Linked DNA regions of Homo sapiens: region 1 is linked to region 2. The links are chromatin loops, found by intact Hi-C in ENCODE. Cell type or tissue: upper lobe of right lung. All regions are shown on one strand. Each heading gives the region's core, and the rest is flanking DNA. Links, peaks and the distances in the headings are about the cores only.

Region 1 (11,449 bases), core at 4,962-7,461, 77 kb before region 2:
GGCCTCGCGGTTCACGGTGAAGGGAGACCTGAAAGTGCAGGCTCCCAGGAAAGGGGAGGGGCCTGGCACTGCGGGGTGCCCGCTCTGCCCGCCGCTTCTTCATGGCTTTGCAGGGAAGGTGGCAAGAGACAGCGCACAGCACGTGTCTGACATCACCCAGCAGCGCAATGACAGCCAGGTCCTTGGAACCCCAAGCCGGGCATGCAGGCTCCATAACCCCTGGAACTAGAGTCCTTGTGGGATGTGAGGCCTTGCTGTCATGTTTTTTTCTGTTTCCACAGATCCTGGTTTTGAGGGGCAATTGGACAGCGTCTTCCTCACATGCAGGCCCTTGGGCTCCAGGGCTAGAGCCCCCTTTCCTGCCACCTGTCACCTGATGGTGGCTGGCCCACAGCTCCTTGTGGGACTTCCTGAGGGTGCCCGCAGCTCCCCTGCGGGCTCAGGACACAGACGCTCTGTCCAGTCTTTCTCCTCTGTCTTCTGCTACATCCTGCTTGGATTTGAGGAGTGCTGTGGTCTGAACATACCCCCTAAAATTTAGATATTGAAACTTAATCACCAGTGTGATACTAGGAAGAGGAGAGGCCTTTCCAAGGGGGAGGAAGTCTGAGGGTGAAGCCTCACGGATGGGCTCTGGGCCCTTATCAAAGGGCTTGAGGTAGTGGGTCCACTCTCTTATGCCGCGTGAAGACAGACTGTGCCATTGGTGAGAAACAGGCCCTCACCAGCCCCTGCCCCTGCGAGCACCATAACCTGGACTTCCCAGACTCCAGAACTGTGAGAACATGAGTTTCTTCTCCTTCTAAATTACCCAGTCTCAGGAATTTTGTTACAGCAGTGCAAGTGAACCGAGACGAGGAGGAAGGCCTGGGAAAGCCGCTGTCTTCCACATTCCACGCGTGGAGCTCCTGCCGCAGGCCGGTTTTAATTAAAAAACAAAAACAAGGCTGGGCACGGTGGCTCACACGTGTAATCCCAGCACTTTGGGAGCCTGAGGAGGGCGGATCACTTGAGGTCAGGAGTTCGAGACCAGCCTGGCCAAAATGGTGAAACCCCATCTCTACTAAAAATACAAAAAATTAGCCGGACATGGTGGCTCATGCCTGTAATCCCAGCTACTCGGGAGGCTGAGGCAGGAGAACTGCTTGAACCCGCGAGGCAGAGGTTGCAGTGAGCTGAGACAGCACCACTGTGCTCCAGCCTGGGCAACAGAGTGAGACTCAGTCTTGAAAAAATACATAAATAAAAAAACAAAAGCAAAAACTTTGAGAGGCCGAGGCAGAGGATTGCTTGATGCCGAGAGTTAGAGATCAACCTGGAAAACATAACAAGACTCAGGCTCTACAAAAACGTGTAAAAATTAGCCAGGCATGGTAGCATGTGCCTGTGGTCCTAGTTACTTGGGAGGCTGAGGCAGGAGGATCACTTGAGCCCAGGAGTTTAAGGCTGCAGTGAGCTATGATAGCACCACTGCACTCCAGCCTGGGTGACAAAGCGAGACCCTGTCTCAAAAAAAGTTAAAATAATAAAAAATAAAAACCCTCTCTTGATGTGAACCCCACAAACGTCTCATCTCATCCTGCATGTGGTGCTGCGGTGAAAGCCACATCCCTGCTGATAGGAGCTCCTCTCCTCTCTCCTCCTCCTGCCTTTGCTCTGCCACTGGCCCAGTGTTCAGACTCGTCCTGAGCCACTCGGACTCCACCGGGACCAAATGGTGATGCAAAGGCGCAGTGGCCTAGGTCAGGAGGCAGGCTCCCATGTTGTGCTTTGCCACCCCGCCCCTGGCTGGTGTGGGACCACGTGCTGTGTGGCCTGCCCCCCGCTGCAGGCAATCAGACCAGGAGTGAGCTGGGCAGGGACCCCACTTGGCCCCAAGTGAACTGTCCGGGGCTCCCTTGTTCAGAGCCATGGACCCAGAGATCCTGAAGGAATGAGGCTCTAGCCCGGAGGGCTGTAACGTGAGAAGCAAGCGAGGCTGTGTGCACCAGAGTCCTGAGGTTGGAAGACTGAGCATGAGGACACACGCTGCTGCAGCCTGGGACCACAGCTGAGGGGACTGTAGCGTCTGCAGTGGGGCACTGAGGGGGTCACCGTGGACCCCAGCTGCCGCAGCCCCTGGAGCTCCCTGCTTGGTCAGTACCCTAGGGCCTGGCTGTGCACAGTCCCTGCTCTTGGAGTCAGTCCTGCCTTACGCCCAGGAAAGAAGCCTGCGCCTCAGGGACCAGCACTCCCACCCTCACCCCCCAGAACCTTGGAATGCCTTCCTTAATATTCAAAAATGTCTAAGTCTCTCCCTGGTTGCTGGGACTAGCCAAGGCTGGTGGTGCCATCAGGTGGGGGCCCTGAGCTAAGCTGGGCCCCTTTGGGGCATTCTCCAACCCTCCACACACCCCCAATGAGTGGGGTGTGTTCATGATGCAGATGAGAAAGCACGGCGAGAGGGCGTCGCTGCAGATGAAGCAGGCTCGCACGGTTCCAGTTTACCCCGTGGATGTCTTTATGCCAATGCGTTTGACATTTTAGATGGAATAATCAGTAGACTAGAAGAGCATAAATTACCGATATTGACTCAGGAAAAAAATAGAACACCTGGCTAGAACTAGACCTGTTACAGAAATGGAACCTGGAAGTCAAAAATCTAACCCTAGAATGGCATCAGGCTGGGACCGTCCAGAATTTTTAAGGAACAAACTCTTCCCAGAGAGTAGAAAGTGACAGTCCCTGTCATCTTTTATGAAGCTAGCAGAACCTGCATCCACCACCCAGAGAGGAGCCACAGGCGCTGACCTCCTGCCTGGGGAAGGGACAAGTGGGAGCAAAGAATCAAACCCAGGTGACTGCATGACTTCCCACACCTAGCGGGCGACGGGAGGTGACAAAGAGCAGAAGACACACAGCAGCTGCCAGGCTGCCCCCATCATCAGGAAAAGCAAAGAGAGGCAAAGTCGTGCAGTTGTTCCCTCAGGCCCTGGCAGGCACAAAGCTGCTCCTCCCACCCTCCCGCTCCCTGTCTCCCAGGGCCACTGGCTGCTCCTGAGTCCACTCCAGCCCTCCCAGGAGCCCAGCCTGAGGGTGCCCAGGGCGACTCCGGGGTTCCCTGCCACTGCGGCCAGCTGTCCTGTCTGCCGGTGCCGGGCCGCCTGAGCTGTGGGCTCTCAGGAGCACCCCACGCTCACCTGGTGACCAGTCCCTCTGCTCCTCTGGGAGGAGCTTGCTCATCTGTGAAATGGGTTAACCGCACAGAACCCTGCCAAGATGGTGGGCTTGTTGTGAGCTTCAAAGTGGAGACTAATTAAACAGTGAGAATTCATTAAACACCAAAAGATCAAAACGCGATGCCATGGCCCCCACACCCACTTTGCTGTTGACCCTCATGGTGGGTCTGTGTGGAGGGATTTCACGTGCACCTTTCCCAGATCAGGCCACGGAGACACAGGGCCAGGAGCCCTGGTGGGGACAGTGTGACTTCGGGTGGTGCCCCTGCCTCACAGCAGGGACTTGTGGCACCTCAGGATGATGGACAGCCCTGCTCCAGGGGGACAGCGGCACTGGGACCACACGGGGACAGAGGCAGGGGACGCAGCACAGAGCCCCCCTCCCTGGGCTGGATCAGGCAGGCCCTTCCTACCCTGTGAGGCCAGGGCCTCCCTCCCCTTGGTGACATACATCTTTCCCAACTAACCAGAGCGGGGACAGGCTTACTGCCCGGGATGGCACTCAGGCTGGAGTGCAGTGGCATGATCTCTGCTCACTGCAACTTCTACTTCCTGGGTTCGAGTGATCCTCCTGCCTCAGCCTCCTGAGTAGCTGGGATTACAGGCGCCCGCTACCACACCCAGCTGACTTTTGTATTTTTCGTAGAGATGGGGTTTCACCATGTTGGCTCTGTTGTGCAGCCCCCACTTTGCCCATCCTTTCATCTGGTGGCCAGGAACCTTCCAGAGCCTCAGGAAGGGAGCAGAAGCAGAGGCGAGTTGAGGGCTGGTGGTGGAGAGCACTGGCTGTCTCCCTGCTGAGGCCCAGCTGGTGCTGAGAAGAGCCCTGGCTTGGGGCCCCTGGCTCAGAAGCTTCACTCCTGCTCCCTGTGGTCAGCAGAATAGTGACCCCCAAAGATGTCCACGTCTTAATCCCTGGAACCTGTGACTGTGGCAGAAGAGACTTTACAATCATTTCAAACAAGCAAAGACTGAGAGTGTTTACCACACAGAGGCTACTACTAAATGAGTAACTGAAAGACATACTTCAACATGAAGAGGAGAGAAACCCAGGTGGAGGGTACAGGATCTCAGAGACAATAGTGCAGTTAGTGATAAGATGTATTGGTAAGTTTATTAACTAGTTACAGTCTTTCAAATGTGTTCTTGCAAAAAGGAAAATTAAAACTATGGATTGTAATATCAACTTGGCGGGAGAGAGCTCTTCTTTGCTTCAAGAGTAAAAGAAATATCGGAGAACTATACTTTCTTTTTTTTTTTTTTTAGATGGAGTCTATCTCTGGGATTTCAGCTGTGAGTCCCTGCGCCTGGCTTTCTTGTCCTTTTTAGATGACCGCTTTGCTTATCTCTCTGAACACCCCAAATTCTTGTCTTAAAGTCTTGTCAGATTGTGCTATAAATGTGTTCACTTTTTTTTTTGACGGAGTCTCACTCTGTCGCCCAGGCTAGAGTGCAGTGGCACAATCTTGGCTCACTGCAACCTCTGCCTCCCGGGTTCAAGCGATTCTTCTGCCTCAGTCTCCCAAGTAGCTGGGATTACAAGCGCACGCCACCACACCCGACTAATTTTTTATACTTTTTGGTAGAGACAGGGTTTCCCCATGTTGGCCAGGCTGGTCTCGAACTCCTGACCTCAGGTGATCTGCCTGCCTCAGCCTCCCAAAGTTCTGAGATTACTGTATTCAATCATTTTAAGTGTAAACTTTGATGAGTTTTGACAAACGTATCCACCTGTGTGCCTACCACCACAATCAAAATATAGAACTTTCTATCACCCCAAAAAATTCCCTTGTGCTGTGTCTGAAAATCACCATCTCTGCCACCACCAGCTTTGGACCAGGAGGCCGCTGGTGTGCTGTCTGGCACCAAAGAGCCCTGTATCTTGTCCAGAGTCTCATACACACAGAGCCACCCAGCGTGCAGGCTTCTGCGTCTGGCTTCCTAGGCTCAGCGGATGTTTCTGGGATTTATTCATGCCATTGCGTGTATCGAGGGTTTGTTCCTTTTTACTGCTGAGTGGCATTCAGTTGTATGGATGAACTACGATGTAGTTATCATTCGACCATTGGTGGATGCCTGGACTGCGTCCAGGCTGGGGTTGTGATGAATAAAGCTGCTATAACATGTGCAAAGCTGGGGGTCTATGTTTTTACTTCTGTTAGGTAAACACCAAGAGTGGAATTGTCAGTTAACATGGTAAGCGTATCTTGACTTTATAAAAAACTAAAGTAACTGTACCATTTCACACACCCCCCAGCAGTGAGTGAGAGTCCCACTTGCTCAGCACCCTCAGCGACACTTGTGATGTCTCATTGTGCTTTTAATTTGCACTTTGATGGGTAGCTTTTAAAGGATGAGCATATTTTCAGCCTTTGAGTCATTCGATCAGGATGTGTTGATGACTTAGGTGAGGAAGAAGGAAGTGAAGTGAGATCTAAAATAAGAACATGAGGCCAGGCACGGTGGCTCACACCTGTAATCCCAGCACTTTGGGAGGCTGAGGGGGGGCGAATCACGATGTCAGGTGTTCGAGACCAGCCTGGGCAACATGGTGAAACCCCGTCCCTACTAATAACACAAAAATTAGCCGGGTGTGGTGGCTCACACCTGTAGTCCTAGCTACTCGGGAGCCTGAGGCAGGAGAATTGCTTGAACCCAGGAGGCAGTGAGCTGAAATCGCGCCACTGCACTCCAGCCTGGGCAACAGAGTGAGACTCTGTTTCAAATAAAATAAAATAAAGTAAGAATATGAATAGATAAAGCTGGTGTGCTTTTAGAACTGCACAAAGGTGAGGAAACGTGTGCGTTATAATTCTCTGTAGAGGTTAAGGGCACCAATTCTGGATTCGAATCCCAGCTTCACTGCCTGCTTGCTGTGTGACCCTGTGACCTTGTGCAAGCTACTCATGCAGGCTGGGCCTCACTCCCCACAACTCTAAGATGGGGATCATGACAGAACCCACCTCCTAGGATTGTTGAGAGAATTAAATGACTTAATATATGTTAAGCTTTAGTTGGTGCTGGCTATAAGTAAGCACTATGAGAATTCGAATTTATTATAATTCTAAGCAGATGTGGTGGCACCCGCCTGTAGTCCCGACTACTCGGGAGGCTGAGGCAGGAGGATCGCTTCAGTCCAGAAATTCAAGACCAGCCTGGGCAACATAGGGAGAGCCCATCTCTAAACAAATATAACGGCAATAATAATTCTAATTCTAAATCCTCCCGCGGCCGCCCTGGGGCGTGTGGTGATTGTGCCCACCACGAGGGGTCAGGCTTCAGCAACTTTCATTTACCCGAACCTCGCTGGCTTTCAGGGTGGGAGACCCGGGGACTGTCTTCTGGGGCGCAGACGTCCCGCCTTTCCTTCCCCGCCCGAATCCGATGACCCCCGGAGCACTGCAGCCCCCTCCCTGACGCCGGCTGGAAACGGGGCGCAGCCAGGGGGCCCGGGCTGGCGGGGCGACCCCTGCAGAGGCCCAGGCCCAGCTCACTTGCAGACGGGCTCACTTGCAGACGGGCTCACTCGCAGACGGGCTCCCTCGGAAGGGCAGGGACTCAGCCTAACCGGGCTCTTTACACCCCCTTCCTTGCTGCCTGCCGGCGGCCACGACGCCAGGGCACAAGCTGGGTCCCCAGCAGGGGGCGAGGCTCCTGGAACCGCCCCGCACCCCCGCCGAGCTCCGCTGGGGCCCTCGGCCGGCGCTGCAGCCTGGCGGTGCTGGCCTTCGCGCATTTATTCCCTTACTCATTCACGCACTCATCAGTGTCCTCCGGGGCTGACCCGGCGCAGGAGGCGGAGAGAGGAACCCGCAGCCCGGTGCGGAAGCGCGGAGCCCAGGCGGGAGCTGCAGGCCTGGCGACCACGAACTGCGCTTCGCTAGCGGAGCGTTGGGCAGAGCGGGCATCGCTGCCCCATGCAGCCCTGGACCGCGGACGGAGTCTAGTCTCCCCGCTCTCGCCCACGCCTGAGCTTTGGTATGCAAAGTGTTTCCAACTTTTTGTTCGTTTATAAATATCTTTAATAAATATATATATTGAGACGGAGTCTCGCTTTGTCGTCGCCCAGGCTGGAGTGCAGTGGCGCGATCTGCAACCTCCGCAGCTCACTGCAACCTCTGCCTCCCGGGTTCAAGCGATTCTCCTGCCTCAGCCTTCCGAGTAGCTGCCACTACAGGTGACTGCCCCCACGCCCAGCTAATTTTTGTATTTTTAGTAGAGACGGGGTTTCATCATGTTGGCCAGGCTGGTTTCAAACTCCTGACCTCAGGTGATCCGCCCGCCTCGGCCTCTCAAAGTGCTGGGATTACAGGCGTGAGCCACCTCACCCGGTCTCTCTCTCTCTCATGTATATGTATGTGTGTGTGTATATATATATATATATAATTTAAGTAGAGACAAGGTCTTACCGTGTTTCCCAAGCTGGTCTCGAACTCCTGGGCTCAAGCAATCCTCCTGCCTCGGCCTCCCAAAGTGCTAGGATTACAGGTGTGAGCCAGCGCGCCCAGCCCGTTTGTAAACATCTTTTGAGCGCCTCCTCCTTGGTGTCCACAGCTCTAGCGCTGAGCGCCTCGCCCACACAGATGCGATGGTACCCGCTGGCGAGAGAGGTTGGGGAGTGGGGCTGGGGGGAGGCGCGGGCAGCGAGACCAGGTCCTTGAGCCCTGGGAAGCTCAGCTCAGGTGTTGGGACCGCACCCCAGGATGGGTGCAACATCTCAGGAGGCCTGATCTCAGGGTCCTGCGTGTCCTGGTCCCTGCTTCACTTGAAGGGCCATGGGAAGCCATTGAGCAATTTTAGGTAGGATCACATTATAGGTTTTAAGTGAGTATTCACATTAGAGCACCTAGGAGCCCCCCATTTGTAATGTCTTGTCTTTTTTTTTTTTTTTTTTTTTTTTTTTTTTTTGAGACAGGATCTTTCTCTGTTGCCCAGGCTGTACTGCAGTGGTGCAATCTTGGCTCACTGCGGCCTCGACCTCCTGGGCTCAAGCAATCATCCCACCTCAGCCTCCCTAGTAGCTGGGACCACAGGCATGTGCCACCATGCCCGGCTAATTTTTTAATTTTTTTGTAGAGACAGGATCTTGCGTTGTTGCCCAGGCTGATTTCAAACTCCTGGGCTCAAGCAATCTTTCCTCCTTGGCCTCCCAAAGCACTGGGATTACAGGCATGAACCACCTTGCCTGGCCTGTAATGTCTTATTTCTTAAACTGGAAGGTAGATTTGCTGCCTGAAATGACTCATAATATATATATAGGGAAAGGAGCCGCTCTTGCTGTGGGTGGAGAACGGTCTGGAGGAGCCCAGAGCAGACAGACTGGGATGCTGAGAGGCTCCTGCAGCAGTTCCACTGGTACTGACAGTGGCTGGAGCTGGGAGTGGGCATGGAGAAGGAAGTGGGGAAGGGGGCAGAACCTGGGGGTCTCACACAGTGGTGTCACATACAGCCTCAATTTGGAGGGGAGTCCTGAGTCCTGTCTCTCAAACGCTACCCAGGATGGCCTCTCCCAAGCCCCAGGACCACTCTGCTCCCAAGAGCATTAGGATGACGCTGGAGGCAGGGGGCTACTGGGAAAGTGCCTCCCCTCAGCCTGTCACACACACCCAGAGCTCCAGAGTGAAGGGCTGGAAGGGCCTCATTGCCCACTCACATGACTTTGTATTGAATTAGGGCAGGTTTGGGAGTAGCAACAAACTGGGAAAAGTCTAAAATGAACCCACACAACAAGGAATAGACAACAGCAAAGGAACAGATAGCGGACTCACACACACACACACAGCAAAAGAATAGATAGCAAGTTAAAACACACACAGCCAGGCATGGTGCCTCATGCCTGTAATCCCAGCACTTTAGGAGGCCAAGGCAGGAGGATCCCTTGAGGCCAGGAACTCGGGACCAGCATGGGCAACATAGTGAGACCCCGTCTCTACAAAAAATTTTAAAAACCTAGCTGGGTGTGGGCGTGTGCCTTTAGTCCCAGCTACAAGGGAGGCTGAAGCAGGAGGATGCCTTAGCCCAGTTGTTTGGGGCTGCATTGAGCTATGATCGTGGCACTGCACTCTGGCCTGGGTGACAGAGTGAAACTCTGTCTCTAAAACAAAGAAACACTTGCACACACACAGGCACACACACATAATCAATAAGGAAAGACAGAAAAAAATGAGCAAAGCATATGAACAAGCAATTTACAAAAGATCCAATTCAAATGAACGCTATACATTTGAACTGATGTTGAGCAACTGGCCTTGGAACTACCAAGGGTAGATCTCATCTGTATGTCAGTGGGGCAATTTGGAAGACCTCTGTGGCATCTAGTGGCTTGAAGGTGAACTCATGCTTCAACCCAGCAATTTCACCCAGAGGCATGGGCCTCAAAGGAGGCAGTATTGGTCCCAGGGTGTGGTTGGAATTTTGTAGGGTGTTTCTGTTTGTCAGAATGCTGGAGGATGGGTGGGCAGGCCCCAGGATGCTGGATATCCCACCACATCCAAGGAGACACTGTCCCACAATTTCCCCTAGAAACGCATAGTATTTTTTGTGTGGCTTTAATATATACTGAAGATTTCCTGGTATGCAATTTATTAGATATATAAATGGAAGATTTTACTTAGTTTTCTGAGGAATTCTACTGAGCTTTGTTCATTCACCATTTCAGAAACTCTTGTCACTAAAACAAAAAACCAAATTGCAGAAGGCTACATATAATGTAGCCACACTAAAAATTTTCTATTATTTACAGATACATACAAAGAAAGTAAAAAGATGAAAACACACAAAGACATAACACAAAAATCAGGACAGTATCTTATCCTTATGGGGAAGGAAGCCTTCAATTCTATGTATAATGATTTCTTATTTTAAGGAAAAACATTGATCCGACATAAACCTGGCAAAATGCTAAGATTTGACAAACTTTGTATGGTGGTGTTATTGTTCCTTATATTATTTCCTATTCTTCTCTGTGCTCTAAATTACCCAAAAACGGGAGAGACAAGAGGCAGAGAAGGGAGGCAGGCAAACGGGTGATGGCTCAGGGTGATTTATTATTAAAACCATTAGCCTCCACGCTGTAAAACTCTCCAATGCTGAGCAGCTACTGGTAGTTCTAAGGCTACATGTTATTGAGATTTTATTTTTTAAGCCATGATAGCATTCTTAGCCTTGCTTCTTCTGTGCTGTCACGATATTTATTCTCAGTCCATTTCCTTAGAATTTTGTCCCCAACTAGCAGCTGTATAGTGACTCAAGATCTCACCTACCTCAAGGTACATTTTAACAGTGCTCTACCAAAGATGACTCAAAAAAATGACTCTGATGTTGAGGTTTGGTGATACTGGCATTTGCATATTATGTAGCTATTTTGGGGAGGGGTTCTACCTGGCCACAAATAGATAATATGAATCTTAGCAGACTCCTCCTCTGGTAACTGAATTATAATAAAATCCCAGGTGGGAATTGAGATATTGCATTAGAAATAGGGAATGGAGGTGAAATTTGCAGGTATCTTATTCATCTACCCATTTTTAATAATTCTTTGCGTGGGGCTTTCAGCTAGGCATTTTTTCATATATATTTCTCAGAAAACACCCCAAATCACTGCTTCTGTTTTGGATTCTGTTGTCATCACCTTTTTGGGTTGTCTGTGTGCTCTGGCCCTGCTGTGATGAGGGCAAATACAAATTAAAAAGAAGAAGTTCAGCTGGGCACAGTGGCTCACACCTGTAATCCCAGCACTTTGGGAGGCCAAGGCAGGCGGATCACTTGAGGTCAGGCATTCAAGACCAGCCTGGCCAACGTGGTGAAGCCCCATCTCTACTAAAAATACAAAAATTGGCCAGGCGCGGTGGCTCACGCCTGTAATCCTAGCACTTTGGGAGGCCAAGGCAGGCGGATTGCCTGAGCTCAGGAGTTTGATATCAGCCTGGGCAACATGGTGAAACCCCATCTCTACTAAAATACAAAAAACTAGCCAGGCTTGGCGGCGTGTGCCTGTAGTCCCAGCTACTCGGGAGGCTGAAGCAGGAGAATCGCTTGAACCCAGGAGGTGGATGTTGCAGTGAGTTGAGATCACGCCACTGCACTCCAGCCTGGGCAACAGAACAAGACTCCATCTCCAAAAAAAAAAAAAAAAAAAAAAAAAAATTAGCTGGGCGTGGTGGCACACACCTGTAGTCCCAGCTACTGGGGAGGCTGAGGCAGGAGAATTGCTTGAACCTAGGAGGCAGAGA
Region 2 (11,449 bases), core at 5,092-7,591:
GGCCTGCTGGTGTGGCATTGCTTCTATGATGGCTAAAAACAGCTGGGAAGCTAGAAGACACGCCTGAACCAAGCGCAGGACAGCGATTTGTTAGCCAAAAGCTTAAATTCAGGCCCCAAATCCAAGTGTGGCATTGTGTCAAATGAGGCTGAGACTCCGCGTCACCTCAGCTCACCAGGCACTTCTGAGGCAAACCCTGACAGGTACATTTCAGTCCCCTGCCCAGGATGCACCCCAGCCCCGCTTGGCGTGCGGCATCTTTCACAGCAGATGCCCTCTGCTTCTGAGATCATCCTTCCATCATCTCCTCACAAAACTCAGTGGAAACAGACATCCTGCAATCAAAATGAAGAGCTAGTCACCCAGACACTTTCAACACCTACAGCTGGGGAGGCTGAGTAAATTAATGCAAAATTAGGGTGACAATTTTTGAATATATTTCCCACCTTTTATTTCCATCGGTATCATCCGTTTAAAAAGAATGACAAGAAGATTCCCATCAGTCCAAACTGGACCACCCACACTTTGAAAAAGTTGGAGCATTTCAGCCGGCTCCGCATGATCCATCCTGTCTTCAGTCAGTGCCTTCTGGAAGGGAGGGAAAGTCTTGGATGCACCTGGCACTCAATCCACTCGGCACCTGGCTGCTGCTGTGGTCCTGGGGCTGGAAGGAACTCCCACTGGGCACACATCTACAGAGGAGTGCGTGGCGCAGTGAGGACGGTTACTGCTGGAGCCGACACACAGCGAACTACATACTTTTAGAAAGAGCCTCTGTCACATGGCTAGAACAACAACAACAACAAAGAAAACCCACAAAAAACCTGGAGAAAATATATCTAAATCTCTGATAGGTCTCTTAGCTAGCAGTGAGTTCAGTATGACAGCACAGAGTCTAAAAATATTAATTAAAAATAAATTGCTTTGGTTAGCATTTAAACCTTTCCCATTCAATAGAAGATTTCTGTAATGAGGAATGCTGAATATATATAAAGCCTGACACTCAATCTTGAATTTCGGGGGCGTATTTTACTGAACTAAGAGCATAAAACACTGGCGTCCCAGGCTGAAGCCATTTGCTGCGACCTGGTGTGGCCCCCAAGGCCAGCGCCTCATCGTTATGCCCCACAGCACTTGGAAGGAAGACTTAAAGGACGATTTGAGGGGCGGGGAAAGGGTGGCACAGGAACCCATGTGGCACCCTGGCAGAGATGGCAGCGTGGGAAGCAGGAAGGTCAGGGCAGTGGGTGCAGGAGGCAGGCAAGCTGGGCAGATGGAGCCACAGCTGGAGAGGAAGCGGTCGGGACACCCTTCCCAGGACCCTGCCCTGGACACCTTCCCCAGGACCCCTGTTCTACAGGACCCCTGTTCCTTCCTGTTTCGGGGTAAAACACCAAGCTGGGGAAGGGGTTAGGGACGCAGACCTGGGAGGCAGATGGAACGGCCTGCGCCAGGCCAGAGGAAGCTTCTTCCCCGAGACCACGCATGAAGGCCCTGGGACCCCTCCTGGACTTGTCCCCTGCCCACCCCCTCCTACACCCAAAGAGGACTTGTAATTCAGATAAAAAGTAAGAACAGAAAGAGCTGCATTAGCCTTTTCATAATGATAGCATTTATAAGCAGAAAATTAGCGCTATTTCTGTTCATTATTTAGTTTTTCTTTGTTGCTGACTTCCTATTTTCTACATAGGATAGGTACTCTGCAATAATAATTTCTTCATCTTCCAGAGTTGAGTCAAGATAGTCTTCCTCATGCTCTGGAATGTCTTCCAGTATCTCATTGACGGCCTCTGTCTCCATGTCTTCGTCTGTTGAGGCACTAGAGGTTCCTACAATAAAATACCGCAGGAGTAAGTGAATTATGTGAGGATTGTCCTGGGGACACTGCACGACCACAGTCAACCTCAGACTGTGCCTCTTGCTGGCCACACTGTCCAGGTGGCCGGCCCGGTGACGTCAGGGGACGCCCCCTCAGTCTCCACATCTGCCGTGGCTTAGGGCCACATCTGTTGGCTTCTGAAGACACTTTGCTCTCAATGCGGCCCTCAAAGACCTCAGACCTACCTGCGGAGTCAGAAGGGGACGTGGCTGGCGGGGACAAAGAGTCTTCTGGCGACAGCGGCAGCTCGGGAGGCAGGCTTCCTCCGTTGTGAGCAAGGGTCTGGGCGGCCAGCTGGACGTTGCCTCTGAACACTCTCAGCGCAGCTTCGGCCACGAGTGCATCAAAACCCATGTACACCAACTAGGGGAGAGCGCAGGGGTCACAGCATCAGCCCCTGGCGCCTCTTCTGCCACCCCCGTCAGCCATACGAGTGGACAGCCGACTCTCATGTTTAAGAGCTCCCGGCGTGTGCACCATGGCCCTTTGTGCACAAGTCATGCTTCTGTGCAATGTGAGCGTAGAGCAACCTGGAAGGGGGCTTGGAAGACTCAAGTCGGGTGCGTCAGGGAGCAGCCATCTCAGGACAGGCAGTGACCTCGGGCTGAGAGCAGGGCGCCACACCAGCCTCACCACGAGCACCGCGAGGTCAGTGGCCACAGCATACAGGCGTGCTAACGCGTGTAGGGGCACAAATGTGGACAGAGCCGTCACTTGGGATACAAAGCTGGATGGGTTTCCCAGGTCACAGTGCCATCCTTTTAGGTCACAGGCAGAGAAATGAGGCTGATGCAAACAGTGGTGCATAGACAAAGGCAGCAAACCTAAAGAGAACTTCCTGACACTTCCCCAGTTTTCCTGCTTTCCAAGGAGGCCTCCCCTGCCCTCTGTTACTGCGTGGGTGGCCTCTGAGGTGGGCAGGTTACACCTGGAGCCTGGGAGCCAAGGTTTCAGCACGGACTCCCCCAGTCCTGCTGCCTGATTCACCCGGGTTACCCCAAGCAACCCCACCCGAGGCTGTCCAAGCTGAGGGCACAAAGGCCTGTCACTCACTCGGTCAATGTTTTCCTGGGAAGGACTTTCTTGACGGTTGTCGGTTTCAGGATTGGAATCATTTAACCACCACATCTGAGGATTGCTGAGCAGAATCTAAAACACACAGGAACACCCTTTACCCATCACTAAGAACTCTTCACACATTCAGACAGGCGCTGCACCCTGCCATGTGCTAGGCAGACCCCGCCGTCCTCTGCTGCTATGAGGCAGAGAAAGGGGCTCCCACTCAGGCTGGTGTTCACAGAAGGCTTCCAGCCAGAGACCAGGACAGCTGGGGTTTGAAGGAGGAGCAAGACTAGTCAGGGAAAAGATCCCTTCTGTTAGAGCAGGAAGGGATGGAGAGCAGGTGGAAGCAGCATCCAAGAAAACAGGTTTTGTCAGAGCTACAGACAGAAAGGTCTCAAGCAGCTCAGGGCTGCCTGATTGATCTTTGAAAGCGTCATGCCCTCTAGACTTAAAATGTCAGGCAGGTAGTAGGGTTATTTTGACCCTTGATTTCTTCATCACACAATACTTAATCTTCAAAGACCCTGTGGAGACTTTCCTTTCCAACACTCAGTACTTCCATTTTGACTGGAAGTATTTTTGTGCCACTCGTATAATTCACATCTATTTTGAGACCCATCAGTCCCTTCGAATATTCAGAATTTCCCACCTCTTAATATTTCTCCAACACACAAAAAAACGAACTAGATGATATTCAAATAAAAATTTAAAATTTAACGTATATGTTAAATATACATGTACATAGTTACAAAAGTACTGACTTGTGGAGCCTTCCGGGGAACAGGGCAGGGATAAGAGGCAAAGGCAGGGTGGACTCCCCGTGCCTGCTGCACCCACACCCGCCTCAGCAGGGCAAACGAGGACACCTGCCCTGCACCCCACCCCCTCCAACCCCATCTCTGTCCCCCCAGCCCCGCCCCCAGCACGTGCACAACCTAAGCCAGCTCCTACCACTCTGCTTCCTGCCCGCCGCGCTGCCCCAGCATCTGTCTGGACTGCTGCCTCCACACAGCCAGCCCCCTGCCTCCTGTGCACCCCCTCGGGACCCCTCACCACGTGTGCTCTGAGTTTGTCTCTCACTGACCTGCGGGGCCGAGAGGGCAGAGGGTGGTTCCATGCCAAGCTGCTGAGACGCAGCGCAGCACCTGCCCTACTGAGGATTCGATATGCTTCTCCAACACAGGGAAGGAAGTGGCCCAGGTAAAGTCACTGCTGTCTGGATCCCAACCTGCTGTCACTCCTGAGGGGTTCTTTGAAAAGCTCTCCCTTTGCCAACATGTACGATGGACTAAATAAATAAAACTAGATACTTACATTTAAAATTTTAATGCCAAACAATTATACTACAAGTTGAATTCCCATTCTCTTTTTTCTGCCGTGGAAACTGCCTGTTTCACTAAACTCTGCTGCACACAGAAACCCTACACAAAGTCCTGGCCTGTGGACTGTGCTGGTGTGGACAGGCACCACGTTTTGGAGCCAGGCCTGGGCCAAGCACTGAGCATGGGGCCTCACGTGGCCTCACGCAGCCTGTGTCTGGGCTGGAGCCCAGGAGAAACCTGCCCTTCAGATCCGGATGACGGGGCAGCCCATAGGAGTGAGCCCGGGAGGATGCTGGAGAGCCATGGAGGGAGCTCTGGGCAGGACCCACTGCTCAGGGACAAGGCCAGAGGCCCCGAGGGAGCTGCTACCTTCAGGGCCTCATCCAAGTTCCCGCTGGCTGCGTGGAGTACCTGCTGGGCCGCGTGCGTGGAGTAGCCCATCCCTTTCAGAAACCTGATGTTCTCGAGGCGGCGTCTTTTCTTCTCTTTTTCCTCCTTCCTTATTTGGGCCAGTTCCTTTAGGAAAACAGCAAAGTCCCATCCCAAGTTAGGGACTGAGATTTCACAGCCTCTCAGTCTGCGCTCTGCAGGATTCTCCGCATTTCCAGGCAAAGCCAAAAAACCAAAGCAAAGCACAGGGGGCCCTCTTTCTACCTCTCCTCACCCAGCCAAATGGCAGAGGTGCCACAGAGGCAGAGGGGTGGTGGAAGTGCTGCTTCTGAGGCAGGCAGTGGAAGTGAGATGCCCGTGGGGCAGGAAGGAGGTGCCTCGCCAGCCCCGCCATCCACCATCCGGCATCAGGATGGGCTGCTCGCCAACCCAGCACTCCCACTGCAGAGGTCGCGGGTGTGAGGTGCATGGATTCTCTTCTAGGAACCAGGTAGGAACCGGGTAGGAGAGCTTCTGCACGCGGTGGGAAGGCCTTCCAGCCTTCGATGAATCGCCCAGGGATTCAAGTTAAAATGTGATGTGGAATCAGGGGCTCCTGGGCAATGCCAAAGCTGGTGACCCGCCCCCCACAGCCTGGGGAGCAAGGACTCCAGGGCCTTCTGAGGCCTGTCATTCCATTCGGAACCCACAGAGTGCCCAGAGACAAAGGTCATCTAACCTCTTGGTTCTCAACCCTGTTTCTCAGAGTTGCCTGCTATTGCTGCAGGAGCGCAGGACGGCTGCAGAGGGTTCTAGTCTCTTCACCTCTCCCACCCAGGGCCAATCAGGAGAGTTCCCAATTTATTTTGTAAACTAGTATCCCCATAAAAATGTCATTTAAAAAGGGGATTTTGCTGCTTAAAAACAACAACAACAAAGCAAGTTTGAAAACCAGGAATTTAATCCAACCTCATTATTTTCCCAACAAGGAGACAGAAAGCTTTCAACAAAGTTAAGTGACTTGCTACATTCTCCCAGGGAGACCAGCCCCACCATCAGCAGCAGCGAGGACGGGGGAGAAAACAGACTCCTTCCTTCCAGAGACCTGATCCTGCCTCCTGCCCAGCCCAGGCAACAGGCGCCTCCCTGCATTTTCCCCACAGCAGGAAAGCGGCCTCATCTCTTAGGAAAACAAAAGCATCATCATTGTGGAACCAGACTCCACAGGCCCCACAGTAGGAGCAGGCAGAACAGAGTGGCTGCTGGAAACATCTCCAGGGATGAAGACATCTGTAGACTCATGGCCTGTCTCTATCACAGGAGAACCTCCTGGTGTGGCCCTGGAGTGCCCACAGCGCCAGCTCCCTTTGCTTCCCCTTCAGCTGCACCAGGCCTGTCTCATGCCCCCATTACGTGCTCTACCTCTCAGTGGCCAGTCTCCCCCAGCTCCAGCCCCGCTGCACAGGGCAGCAGGCTCCGTCATTCCAGTCACCTACCTGAAAGCCCGCAGCAGCTCCTGACCACCTCCCCACACTGAGGCACCAGCTCCTTATTCTGCTACTCAGGGCCCCCACTCCCTGGCCCCAACAATGCTTCGAAACTGACCTTATCCTGCCACACCACCCCAACCACACATGCCAGCAGGAGTCTTTCATACCACTCACATTTGCACTTTTATTTACACATACTCCATGTAAAATGCCTTTACTGGCCCCATCCTCTGCTTTCAATACAGTTTCTTCCATTTATATTCCAAAAGGCTAAGAAGCGCACCTAACATCCAAGCACAGAGAAGGACGCTGCCAGCCAGCGGACCTGGGCATTACCTAACACAGACCTCACACCAACTGGGAGCTTCGAAGAATACTTCCTTTCATTACAAATGTCTTAGTCTGTTTCCTTTTAATCATGTAAACACATGTGAGAACATTATTTTCTGAAATTTCTCTTTATACTAAGATGAGTTAGAAAGATAAAGTAGATCAAATCAATGACAGTGAGTACTGCACTGAAGTGGCTACAGTTAAGTAGAATCAGATCTCAAGAGAGAGGCACTGTATGGTCACAACAAGCTGGGATGGCCTCTTAGGAAGGCTACGTCTCACGGCCTGGCCATGCCGAAGCATGATCTGTGAGCTCCGTTTCTACAGCTGTTGCTTTTCTCAGATGAGAAACTGGTCTGTACTCAGGGCCATATTGCACAAAAAATATAAACTTTTAATAATTATGTATTAAAGGCTGGGTGCAGTGGCTCACACCTGTAATCCCAGCACCTTGGGAGGCCAAGGTGGGAGGACTGCTTGAACCCAGGAGTTTTGAGACTGGCCTGGGCAACATGGTGAGACCCCATTTCTACAAAAAAATAAAAATCAGCCGAGAGCTCTTGGCAGGAGGATCATTGGAGCCCGGGAGATCAAGGTTGCAGTGAGCCATAATCACGCCACTGCCCTCCAGCCTGGACAAGAGAGCAAGGCTCTGTCTCAAACAAAAACATGAACGAATTGTTTTACATTCAGCTCAGTCAGATGCTCATACCTAGAACGTTGGAACTCCGAGGGCAGCAGATTTCTCTTGCTCATCTAAAGCTCCGATAGGAGCTCACTTTCTGTGGGACATTGTTTTTGTCTTTCCAGCACCCATTCTACCCCTCCCTGAGGTGTGGGAGGCTGCTCCAGCTCCCCAGGTGGCCCCTGAATGGGCTAAGGTGGCAACCCTCTATCTCTTGCCACAGGCCTGAGCCAGTCTTGGCGTTCCTCCAGCCTCAGTGACAGGTTCAAGGCTGCCCAATCACAAGAAGCTCAGGATTTTCCCTGAGGATTCTGGGACACAGATTATGGCCCTTGTTGTGACTGGATGACACTGATGACATGGGGTGGGGGGTGGGGGTAAAAGACAGACCTCAGGTCCTCAGTGACATCAGTAAGCCACTGAATGAATCACCTAACCCTGAGACCTATCCTACTTCTGGACTTTTTACAAGTAAACGGCCAATAAATCCCACCACATCCCTTGTTTTGATGTTTAGGCCATTTTGGGTTTTTTGTTGTTGTTGTTGCTTTCAGCCAAAGGCATCGTAACTAACAACATCTGTTGGGTGGAAGAGGGAGAAGGATCAACTGCACTATATACACTGGTTTTTTTATTTGCATTTTCTCCAAGGGCTTTTAACTTCAGAAATGTACAAGTGATATGACTCCACTATACTTTAAAAGACCACCTCTGAGCAACAGCTCTTCCCATGTGTAAGATGAGAAGTACCTGTCCTGTGGCCTCTCGGCTGGTCACAGGCAGAAGTGAATGACATGAGTGTGACAATGTTTTATGAACTATAGTCTTATACAGTGATGAGAACTGTTTTCCAAATGATCTCATTTTAAAACACTAGCTTTCCAGATGCTAATAAAATCTTACTTCATTCTCAGTAAACTATCGCAAGAACAAAAAACCAAACACCGCATATTCTCACTCACAGGTGGGAATTGAACAATGAGAACACGTGGACACAGGAAGGGGGACATCACACTCTGGGGACTGTTGTGGGGTGGGGGGAGGGGGGAGGGATAGCTTTAGGAGATATACCTAATGCTAAATGACGAGTTAATGGGTGCAGCGCACCAGCATGGCACATGTATACATATGTAACTAACCTGCACATTGTGCACATGTACCCTAAAACTTAAAAGTATAATAATAATAAAATAAAATTAAAGGAAAAAATAAATAAAAATAAAAATAATAAATTCTTACTGGTAGTGGAGTAATAGTAAAGCAATAAATCAGTATCAGCAATGTTCATTTTTCTGTTAGTACTGAATTAGACCATGTAAAACTCAAACACACAGAACTCAACTTTTCAGCTGGTCGCAGTGGCTCACACCTGTGATCCCAGCACTTTGGGAGGCCAAGGCGGGAGGATCACTTGAGGTCAGGAGTTCGAGACCAGCCTGGCCAAATTGGTAAAACCCCATCTCTACTAAAAATACAAAAAGTAAAGCTGGGCGTGGTGGTGGGCACCTGTAATTCCAGCTACTTAGAAGGCTAAGGCAGAAGAATCACTTGAACCTGGGAGGCAGAGGTTGCAGTGATCACGCCACTGCACTCCAGCCTGGGTGACAGAGTGAGACTCTGGAATAAAAAAAAAAAAAAGAACTCAGCTTTTCAAAGTCTCTGCCTTTACCTACTCATTGACTTCTATAGCAAGACCCAAAGGACCACGATTGGACTAGGCAAGAGAGAAAGGTAATGACCACAGCTGGTGTTGTAAAAGGAGAAACCCTGTGACTGCTCACCACGGAATGAACCCACGAATCCACTCCCTCTCTGGCATCAGGTAGGCAAACAACCACGGGGCTTTCCTGCTCCCATCCAAATACCCCTGAGGCTGCTTTTTTCCTTCAGGATTATCCTAGTGTTTAGCAAAAAGGGAAACGAGGTAACATACATGTGAAGATTCTAGAGACTTCTATGGCTGGAGTTTACAGCTAGAAAGGACCTGTGAGATAATCTAGTACCAACTTCTTGTTTTGGCAAGAAGAAAAATGGCTCTCCTGCTAATATTCCACCATGACCGCCCTCTAGACCTCAGTTCTTTCACTGCAGAACATATTGGATAGAATAAGGATGCTTCCAACTCCAAAATTCTAAGGTTTTCTTTAATGTACTTAATTGTTTCAAATGATTATAGTTTTTTAACCTGTGCTTTCATAATATAATACAACTTGTTTCTATGATTTGACTTATGTTTCTAGGCAAGGATGCAATCCCCAACTTTAATAATGACCTCATGAAAAAACAATTTTGTTTTTAAAATGACTTCCAGAAATACACTATGGTGTTAAAGAAAGAGAGAGAGGGGACCGTTTGCCACCACAGCAGGAAACAAAACTAAGGAGACTGCAGCATGTGAAAAATGATCCAATTGAAAAAGACAAGTTTCGGCCAGGCGCGGTGGCTCACACCTGTAATCCCAGGACTTTGGGAAACTGAGGTGGGCGCATCACTTGAGGTCAGGAGTTTGAGAACAGCCTGGCCAACATGGTGAAACCCCATCTTTACTAAAAATACAAAAATTAGCCAGGTGTGGTGGCACACACCTGTAATCCCAGCTACTCAGGAGGCTGAGGCACGAGAATTGCTTGAACCCGGGAGGCGGAGCTTGCAGTGAGCCAAGATCGTGCCACTGCACTCCAGCCTGGATGACAAAGTGAGACTCTGTCTCAAGAAAAAAAAAAGGACAAGTTTCTCCTTCCTTCCCAATCTGGAGTAATAAAGAGTTCCTGGTTATTAACACTCCTGTGGGATTATCTTTTTTTGTTCTTTCATACCCAAGAGAGCTAGGGCATGTGAAAGTGGGTACCTCTCTGCGGTTGGTAATATGAGTGGCCGCATGATCCACGTTCCCATCACACGCCCTCAGGCCAAGCCGGGCTTCCTGGGCAGTAAACCCCAACTGCAACAAATTGTCCACTTTTGATGGATCAATATATAGCTCTTTAAAGAGCTGACGTGCCTAGAGACAGGGAAATGTAAGAATCATGTAACCACGGCAATACTTAAAGCTTAATACAAAGTGAAAGCCTAAAAGAAATTAGATTGTATCCAATGTGAATTAAAAGGCATCAGATTTTGGATAAAATCTCTAAACTAGGCCTGTTATTAACAAGTACAAATGGAAACAGACCAACACTACCTCTACTCACATAACTTAGCCACAGCACAACACGAGGTAAGAGGCTGGGTGTTGCAGAAGTGACTGGTAACCACTTTGTTTTTGCAACAAAAGCCCCCGAATTTCAGCTGTGCACGTGGCATTTCTCACCCTCCCTTGCAGCTGGGTGTAGCCAGGTAGTGAAGTCGAAGTCAATGGCATGCAGCCACAGCGCTGGGTGCAGCTGCGGGGTCATCTCTCCAGTGGCCTGCTCTGGACTCTCTCTTGCCCCCTCTGCTGGCTGGAAGAGGCACTGACAGGAGCAACCTAGGACGCCTCGCTGAGGCTGGCGGGCTGCTCACTGCTCCGGCCTGGCTCACCTCTAGACGGCAAGATGAGTGAGCCATAAACTTCTATCCAATTAAAGTCACTGTCTTTTTGAAGTCTCATTACAGCATCTGGCTGTACTCTAACATATACAAATATGTTTCTGGTTCAACATCTCCTGTGCACGGAGAAAGCACAGGCATGTTTCTCACAAGTCACAAACTACTAAGTTAAAATCCTTAACTTCTGGGAATGTTTTTTAAAAGGAGGTGAAAATTGGTTACAACTTTACTTTTCTTACCTTGTTAAGATACTCATAAGCCTCTACATCATTTCCACTGTGATAGTTTCGGATCCCTTGAAGTAAGTAGAGTCTTAGAAACAGTACCTTCTCTTTCCCACAATTTCCCTAAAATTATTGAAGAAAAAAAGGATAAAATTGCCTTATTTCTAATTACAGGTCTATAATACTCATCTCTGTCATTCCCTTGGTCTCCAGAGGGGCAACATGATAGGTATTAAAATGTCCATGGCTTCACTATGACTGACGGCAAAAGTGAAGCCCCCTCTTCCCCATCCCCTGTGGTATGATAACATTCCTCATGCCACACAGGAGAGTCAGTGTCAGGGCACCAGCCTCCAGACATGCAGCACAGTGGCCCTTCTGGTCAGCAGAGAAGTATGCAGAAATCCAAACCAGGTATCAGAGAGTCTGCATCAGCAGGATTTTGATGACTTGGGGAAATCAGAAAAATCCTTACTCGAGCCACAGCTCTTGAGCTGTGACTCATTCACGTAAACCATTACTGCTGAAATGTCTATTTTCTGCATTTACATCTTGCA

The links. A loop is a pair of places that touch in the nucleus more often than their neighbours do. Peaks named below come from ENCODE experiments on the same cell type or tissue, not always from the same donor. Only the 100,000 strongest peaks of a DNase experiment are listed, where the experiment ranks them.
Region 1: a loop joins it to region 2, with 4 times the contacts of the local background. A loop is called at or near these places in 104 of 110 quality-filtered maps.

Annotation. Positions count from the first base shown.
Region 1 is chr7:151,443,885-151,455,333 of GRCh38, reverse strand. No RefSeq gene overlaps it. Among named protein-coding and RNA genes, the nearest start is that of CRYGN, 9.5 kb to the right of the region's middle. RefSeq lists silencers at 6,377-6,671, 6,470-6,949 and an enhancer at 6,562-7,061. In upper lobe of right lung, for the core only: a CTCF peak has its summit at 6,472 (motif pointing right); DNase peaks (open chromatin) are centred at 6,503 and 6,893; H3K4me3 peaks cover 911 bases; H3K27ac peaks cover 613 bases.
Region 2 is chr7:151,367,427-151,378,875 of GRCh38, reverse strand. NUB1 (negative regulator of ubiquitin like proteins 1) reads right to left here. Exons shown (of 15, transcript NM_001243351.2): 10 at 10,908-11,015; 11 at 9,989-10,141; 12 at 4,633-4,779; 13 at 2,933-3,028; 14 at 2,065-2,242; 15 at 427-1,829. The coding sequence ends at 1,651. It also overlaps a transcript of WDR86 not described here. Among named protein-coding and RNA genes, the nearest start is that of NUB1, 31 kb to the right of the region's middle. In upper lobe of right lung, for the core only: no CTCF peak of the experiment used is centred there; no DNase peak of the experiment used is centred there.